Linked DNA regions of Homo sapiens: region 2 is linked to region 1. A link is a contact called in ENCODE Hi-C or POLR2A ChIA-PET data. All regions are on one chromosome and are shown on one strand. The core of a region is the stretch at or near the end of the contact, and the rest is flanking DNA. Distances in the headings are between cores, read along the strand shown.

What was found. A loop is a pair of places that touch in the nucleus more often than their neighbours do. ChIA-PET counts read pairs that join two places held with the same protein, here RNA polymerase II (POLR2A). Pooled maps may share reads with other maps.
Region 2: a pooled map shows a loop between it and region 1 (2.9-fold over the local background). The contact joins two enhancer-like sites. A Hi-C loop is called at or near these places in 12 of 168 maps with a recorded cell type or tissue (CD4-positive, alpha-beta memory T cell, Caco-2, HepG2 and 7 more), 26 of 37 single-sample maps with no recorded cell type and 18 of 50 pooled maps. POLR2A ChIA-PET finds 5 or more read pairs at or near these places in 17 of 52 experiments (B cell, CD4-positive, alpha-beta memory T cell, H1 and 11 more).

The regions. Positions count from the first base shown.
Region 1 is chr12:14,255,429-14,259,472 of GRCh38, reverse strand. It overlaps the pseudogene GNAI2P1. Among named protein-coding and RNA genes, the nearest start is that of ATF7IP, 110 kb to the left of the region's middle. RefSeq lists a cis regulatory region at 1,074-2,003. Within about 2 kb of position 1,617, at least 40 of the 41 ENCODE cell types and tissues checked have a DNase peak (open chromatin) inside an H3K27ac peak, as active enhancers do.
Region 2 is chr12:14,439,664-14,443,743 of GRCh38, reverse strand. The region is part of intron 5 of ATF7IP (activating transcription factor 7 interacting protein); the gene reads right to left. Among named protein-coding and RNA genes, the nearest start is that of ATF7IP, 76 kb to the right of the region's middle. Within about 2 kb of position 1,368, at least 2 of the 41 ENCODE cell types and tissues checked have a DNase peak (open chromatin) inside an H3K27ac peak, as active enhancers do.

The sequences.
Region 1 (4,044 bases), core at 368-2,867:
GCATCTCGGCTCACTGCAACCTCTGCCTCCCTGGTTCAAGCAATTCCCCTGCCTCAGCCTCCCGAGTAGCTGCGATTACAGGCGCACACCACGACGCCCAGCTAGTTTTTGTGTGTTTTTTTTTAGTAGAGACGGGGTTTCACCATTTTGGCCAGACTGGTCTCAAACTCCTGACCTCAGGCAGTCTGCCCCCCTCGGCCTCCCAAAGTGCTGGGATTACAGGCGTGAGCCACCACACCCAGCGGTTATTACTGTTATCCTCTCCAGCCTACTGCATCTTCATGTGGGGCAATTCATTGTTCCCTACCAAAAAAGAAACAAATCCTAAAGAAAGAAAAGACCTATCAGAATCCCCAGCAGTCCAGATCTAATAGTTAATGAAATGGACGTAGAAGAGCTTCATGAGTTACTTATTTGTGTAATAAACATTAAATAGAAAATGTCAGCAACATGTTTCGTGTGTTTGATTTTCGCACATTAATAATGTAGAGTGGATTGTGTTCCAATTTTCCATCTATGTATCCATGGTAAAAGGAATAAAATAGCATTTTCACATCTTTCAGCTGATCTTCTTCCTTTTCCCTTCCCCAGTCTCTTAGGAATATTTCTGAAACCTACAGCCCTGCTTATAATTGAGCCTGTGCATGGGAGAGTCGTAAGCTCCATGCCCTGCCCCCCAGCTCGCACCAGGGCTGACTTCAGTCAGAGAAGCCCTGGGTCTGGAGGCATTTAGTGCCTCTGGAAGATTCTAAACATCTTTGGACACTTAGGGGAGAGGGAATTTACACACACACACAGTGTCCCACCAGGCCGACCTGGACTTTGTGTACAACTCCTAGGAATTTTTGGTGGGGAAGGGCTGTACTGGTTCGGGAAGGTTCTGAGCCAAACTTGGCCACAGGCAGTGCACAGCCTCCACAGCTGCAGACCACAGTTCAGTCTACTAGACAGTGTTAGAGGAGCCATTTCAGGGTGGGACTGATCAGATCTTAGGAGGTTCTGGCACTTGGGGGAGGGGAGCGGAGGACAGGATTATCATTCCATTGTTACCTAATACTGCTGTGTCTCTTAGTTGAGAAAGGCATGTACGGCTTGTATGTATTTCTGGACGCAGATGAAAAGAGAATGTTGACAGTATTGGGTATGGGTACTGCCATTTCATGCATAGGGCTGAAGGAGGTCCGATAATGACTTGTACAAGTGCCACTTGTATGTGGGGCGCTCCCACAACGCCTATGTTCAGTGTATTTTGAGGTTGTGCAATACAGCAAAGCTGTTGGAAAGGTGGTGTGAACTGCAGGGTGTGAAGTGCTGTTCCCTCTCCTTCAGACCCTCTCGCACATTCCCCCCCCCACCACCAGGCACACACATGAAACTACAGGAGACACATAATCCTCCCCTCCCCCAACATTGCAGACAGCTTTCTCTGAAAACTGATACCCTGAGGCCCTTTTTCCCTTACCAGCCACAATTAGGAGCAGCAAGACAGAAAATGCGGACTGGATTATGGCACAGAGACAGTGCTGTGTGATTTCTCTTTCTGGAAGAGGCCACTGTCCACGCTCCAGGCCTTATATTTCATCTGACTTTGCCACTACTGGCAGCAGCTTTAGGCTCCAGCGAGTCCAGGCCAAATCCAGTTCTTTCTGCGAAGTCCATGCTGGATTTTCTCTTTCACCCTAGTGAAGTCTCTGCCGAGGCTGTTGTTCTCAATCCAGCTCAGAAACTGGCTCAAACCGCCCTGAACTGGATTTGGTGGCTGTTGAGACACAGTTTCTGCCTCTTTGTTAGGGCGGATCCGGCCTCATTCGCGCTTCAGTTTCCCTCCCTCCTGTTTTCCCAGAGTCATCTACAGCCATTCCCCTCCCCCGGCCTCTCCAGTTTGGCATTTTTTTTTTACCCTTCCCTGGGCCAAGACCCCATAAAGCAGATTAAATTCTTTAATAAAAAAGTGGATTTAGATTGTAAACCTTCTGCTTTTATTACATTAAGTTCTGCTTTCCTCAAAGTTGTTATCTAACCAGTTGACATGGTGCCCTTAAAATCTTGGCTCGCATCCTAACCTAGAAATAACTTTAATTTTCACTCTGGATGGGAATAACTTTAAATTTCCCATCAAAGACTGAAGGGCTTTGGTGCAGTACATTGTTCATTTCCGTTTTGTAACCATATTTAAATTAAAACAATTTATTCATTTCTTTGCTGATAAATGACATAGTATGTGTAGAATTTTTAAAACAGTCACCTATACTGGCTTGTCTATTGCAACTGTGCAATTCCTAGAGGAAGAACTAAAGAACTGGGATGTTTTTGGTTTTCGAACCTGTAATTGTAACCCTGAATCCGATTCTATGAATTGTACAGTGACGAAGGCTGTTGGGGGAACACGTGGGGACCATTCCTGACAGAATACCGGTGGACACAAAACTGGGAATGTGACGAAATAAGGAGGATAGGACACGCCTGGGTTTTTGCAAGTTCCCTTTATAGAAAATTTAAACATTTCTTATGTTTTGGAACTAGATAGAGGTGACGGTTCCATAACACTGTGAATGAGGTAGATGCCACTTAATTGCACACTTTAGAAGGGCTAGTTTTATGTTATGTGGATTTTGCTTCAATAAAAAAGGGGCTTTGTTTTAAGAATTTCTCATTTTCTTTTTGTGTTTTTTGAAAATTCAGAGAAGAGACAGATAATAACCCTAATCTGGGTGTGGCTTCGTTGCGTGCTTCACGACTCTCTGGTCTCCCTCTGCTGGCCAAACTGCGCAACATGTCACCATGTCCCAAGGCCTCTTGAGAATGTCTCAATTTTATGTCGAAGCACAAATGCAAGGCTACGTTACTAAGAATCACTCTCCAAACCTGGTTTCATGTGCATTTTACGTGTGCAATATACTGAAAGAAGAATCAGATGTTTTGTTTCTATGATGTTACATAGGATTAATTATATATTAACGATTTAAAATTTGCCCCTAAGTCTCAAAACAGAGACAAAACCGTTGTCATTTCCCCTGGGCTTAAAACCAGAGTGAAATTGCTCATTTAAGTGTTTAGTTTCAGTAGAGCATAAAGCCCTGGAAAAAAAACAATTACAACAGTAGATATGGAAAAGCTATTTTTGTACACAGGAGGGGAGGGGTTGGCTTTGTCTAGTGAGTCAGTACGCTCAGAAGGATGTGGGTGCCGGTTTGGGCTAAGATAATCTTCAAAATGTATGTTAAAAGGACGTGAATTCATCAGTTGAATTTGTTTTTGTGAGATTTAAGAGTCATCAGTTATTGTGGGAAGGCACACAGTATATGCTACACGGGATTTTCCAAAATGTTCAGTATCAAAGGGGATTCAAGAAGGGTAGAGGTCAAGCCATCCAAACTGGCCCTCTGATTCTTAGAGATGCTTTTATTTTAGGATCTTTGCATTTTTCACTCCACCTTGAAATCTCCACCCTCCCCCCCCACCCCTTATTCCTCTCTCCTTTCACTGTCCTCTGAGTTCCTCCTACCCTCTGGTCAAGCTTTGCCTTCCTCAGAGGCCTTCCTGAATGCTTGGTCCAAAGTAAATTCCTTATACCTTCTTATCATCTTACATGGCAACCTCTTTTTTTCTGTTGTAGCACCACTGTAACTTACAATTATATATATTTGTTTTCTTGTACATTGGCTCTCCCCCTTCACCCGCAACTAGCTTTCTAAGTACCCTTGGGCCGTGTCTGTCTGATCAAAACTGTATAACAAGCATAGGACCTGGCAAAATGTTAGCAAGGAGCAAATATTTGTTGAACAGATTAATTAAATTCAAATATTATTTCTCTGGTCCCAGTCCACTACTTTCTGGCTTCTTCTTTTATACCAGTTAGTTCTTTTACGATTCAGTCTGTTTTCTTACTCTTGTGAACTTTCAGGAACAACTGATTTATTTCAGGGTTCCTCTTTACATAATGAGAGCTACTGAGTAGAATAGAATCTTCACAGCTTCTGGGGGGTACCAGAAAGATGCCCAGAAAGGGGGTACCATGGCCATTACTGGCACCTCAGACAAGGG
Region 2 (4,080 bases), core at 119-2,618, 180 kb before region 1:
CTTTTTCCTGTCTCACTGTATTGCCCAAGACTGACACCAAAGCTCTAAATAGCAACATCTATTAATAGGCATTTTCTCATTCTCAACTTTGGTAGAAATATTTCCAATAATCCATTATTAAATATGATATTTACAACAGGTTTCTGAAAACCCTTTAAGAGATTCAAGGTATTTACCTCCTGTTTTTTCCATGAATGACCAGTGAATTTTAACAAATCCTGATTTGGCATGTACTGAGATGATCACACTATTTTTCACCTTTCCTACATTAGCAGAGTAACGTATAATTGTTAATACTGAACCAAGTTTGCATTCTTAAGAGAAATCTATGCTGGGGAATAAAACTAAACTATGTTTTTTTCTCTTCTTGTGCTAGAGGTTTCACAGATGGGCTTACTTCATCTAATGGAAGTCTCATCTTTCTCCATACCCTGGAACAGTTTACATCAGACAAGAATTACCTGTTCCTCAATGATTTGTCAGAATTATCTGGCAAAGCTTTCTGGGTTCCATGACTTCTTCAGAAATAGATCTTTGACTATAGTTTTGATACAGTTCCTCAAAACCTAGCTTTCCTGCTTCCTTTTTTGAGACAGAGTCTTGCTCTGTTGCCCAGGCTGGAATGCAAGGGCACAATCTTGGCTAACTGCAACCTCCGCCTCCTGGGTTCAAGCGATTCTCCTGCCTCAGCCTCACTAGTAGCTGGGATTACAGGGATGTGCCATCAAGCCCAGCTAATTTTTGTATTTTTAGTAGAGACGAGGTTTCACTATGTTGGCCAGGCTGGTCTCGAACTCCTGACCTCAAGTGATCCACCTGTCTCAGCCTCCCAAAGTGCTCGGATTACAAGCATGAGCCATCACACCTGGCCTCCTGCTTCCTTTTTGTATACAACAGATTTCATTGGTACAAGGTTGTTAACATAAAAACGTTCTTAAAGAATCCCTTCTGGATCTTGTCTCCTTTTCTAATCCTTGTGCAGTTTATTTGTATTTATTTTATTTCTAGGTCAAAGATTTATCAGACCAATAGAACAATTTGTCTCAGATGTATTCAACTGAACAAATTGTCCCTGGATAATTATACTAAAACATATTAAGCCAAAAGTCAAAATATCATATTAGCTAACAGGAAATTGTTCTGAAATACGCAGTAAGAACGAATTCAAAGTTTTATTTCCAAACCAACTGCACCACATAAATTTAGCCAAAATGAGCACAACTGATCTCAACAAACTCCTCTCATGATCTTGCACTATGCTTTATATTTGTTGTAACAGGACTCGATTGGCTAAGTGTTACTATACCCAGAGTGAAGGGCAGAATCAGGCTGAACTATGTACACATTGCAAAACAGGCAGCAAAATGTGGGTAGAACGGTTGCCAACAATTGCCACATGGGTAGTATCTACACCAAAAAAACATATTTCCCTCTCTAGAGCACAATCATAATGATATTTGATTTTGTATGCTACTGAAAATAAGTAGATATTAATTGAAACCTAACTGTTATAAAGTTAAGATGTTAAGTGTAATCCCCAGGGTAACCACTAAGGAAAAAACTAAAAATATATATAGGAAGAGAAACAAGAAGGAATCAAAATGATATACCAGGAAAAAATCAATTGCAAAACAAGGCAGTAATGGAGAAAGTAGAAACAAAAAAGGTATCAGATATAGAAGAAAAGTAAAATTGCAGAAGTTTTTCCTTATTAGTAACTACTTTAAATGTAAATAAACTCCTTGATTAAAAGGTAGAGATTGGTGGAACTGATAATAAATCATGACCAAACTATATACCATCTGTAAGACTTCATCAAAATTTAAAAGTTTTGTGCATCAAAAGGCATTATCAAGAAGTTGTAGACAAATTACAGAACGGGAGAAAATATTTGCAATCATGTATCTAATAAGAGTTTGGTATCCTGGGCCGGGTGCGGTGAGTTTGGTATCCTGGGCAGGGCGCGGTGGCTCACGCCTGTAATCCCAGCACTTTGGGAGGCCGAGGTGGGCAGATCATGAGGTCAGGAAATGGAGACCATCCTGGCTAACATGGTGAAACCCCATCTCTACTAAAAATACAAAAAATTGGCCGGGCGTGGTGGCAGACGCCTGTAGTCCCAGCTGCTCGGGAGGCTGAGGCAGGAGAATGGCGTGAACCCGGGAGGCAGAGCTTGCAGTGAGCCAAGATCACACCATTGCACTCCAGCCTGGGAATTGGCAGGAGACTCCGTCTCAAAAAAAAAAAAAAAAAAAAGACTTTGGTATCCAGAATATATAAATAATTCTTACAACTCAACAACAAAAAAGCAAAAAATCCAAATTAAAAATGGGCAAAGGACTTTAATAGACATTTCTATAAACAAGCACATATGATTGATCAACAAGTACATGAAAAGTTGATCAACATCATTTATCATTAGGGAAATGCAAATCAAAACCCTAATGAGATACCACTTCATACCATTCAGATGCTATAATAATAAAAAAAGAAAGTAAAAATAACAAGTATTGGTGAGGATGTGGAGAAATGGAACCCTCATACATTGCTGGTGGGAACAGAAAATGGTATAGCCACTGTGGACAACAGCTGGGTGATTCTTCAGTAAGTTAAACAAAGAATTACCATATGGCCCACAATTCCACACCTAGGTATATTCCTAAAAGATTTGAAAACAAGTATTCAAACAAACACTTGTATACAAGTTCAAAGCAGCATCATTCACAATAGCTGAAAGTAGGAACAACCCAAATGCCATTCAATGGATGAACGTATAAGCAAAATGTGGCATATACCGCCATATAATGGAATATTATTTAGCCCTAAGAAGGAATGAAGTACTGATACATGCTACAAACACAGATTAAGCTGGAAAACACGCTAAGTGAAAGAGGCATGTGAAATATGCAAAACAGGTAAATCGATAGAGACAGCAGATTAGTGGTTGCCAAGGGCTAGTGTAAGAGGAAAAGAAGAGCAAATGCTTAATGGGCAAAACGTTTCTTTTTGAGTTGACAAAAATGTTTTGAAACTAGATAGAGATTGTGGTTGTATAAAATTGTGAATGTACTAAATAACAATGAATTGTACACTTTAAAACAGTTTGGTATCTGAATTTTATTTCCATAAAAAAACAAAATACTGGAACAAGACACAAAGAGATGGAATTAAATTGGGCACATGATCATGGGTGAGTGAACAGGGGAAACAATACGAAGTCAAAAGCCTGGTATCAAAATACAATAAACATTAATAGTACCCTGTAGGACAGTGAAGCAACTGGTGGATATTAGAAAAAGTGGATTGAAAATTAAGAGATTAAAATTTAAAAATTTTAAAAATGAATACTGGTTTTACCGGTACACAATTGAGGAACTTGGACTATAAAGAGACTGAAGTAATCAGTATTTTAGAAAAATTAGTACAATGCTTTGGAAGGACCAGAAAGAACTTAAAAACTAGTACCAGAGTGCTCATATAAAAGGTGTTACTATAATCAAGGAATTGGGTAATGATGGCCTAATGAAAAGTGAAAAGAATTGAGATTTATTTTTTCTAGGAAATAATCAAGTTGTAACTTGGCAACTCACTGTGTATATGAAATGATTGAGAGGGATCGGTTTCCAAGAATTCAAGAGCTGCCAATAAGAGGAACAACGGGAAGATTTTCCTTCAAGAGTTTTCCAAGAATTCAGAAATTGTCAGTAACAGGAACATTTGCAGAGAAGATGATTGGCTTGGTGTTAGAAAGATTCAAATTCTGAGACTACAAGCAACATTTAAGTACAAATTTAAATGTTAAGAAATCTGGATTGCACCTTATGTGTGAGATGATAGGTGTCGAAAACTGTTTTAGGATGGATGGATGGATGGATGGATGGATGGATGGATGGATGGATGGATTTATTTTGGAGACAGAGTCTCACTCTGTTGCCCAGGCTGGAATGCAGTAGCCCGATCTCAGCTCACTGCAACCTCCACCTCCCAGGTTCAAGCAATTCTCATGCCTCAACCTCCAAAGTAGCTGGGACTACAGGCATGCACTACCACACTCGGCTAATTTTTTTGTATTTTTAGTAG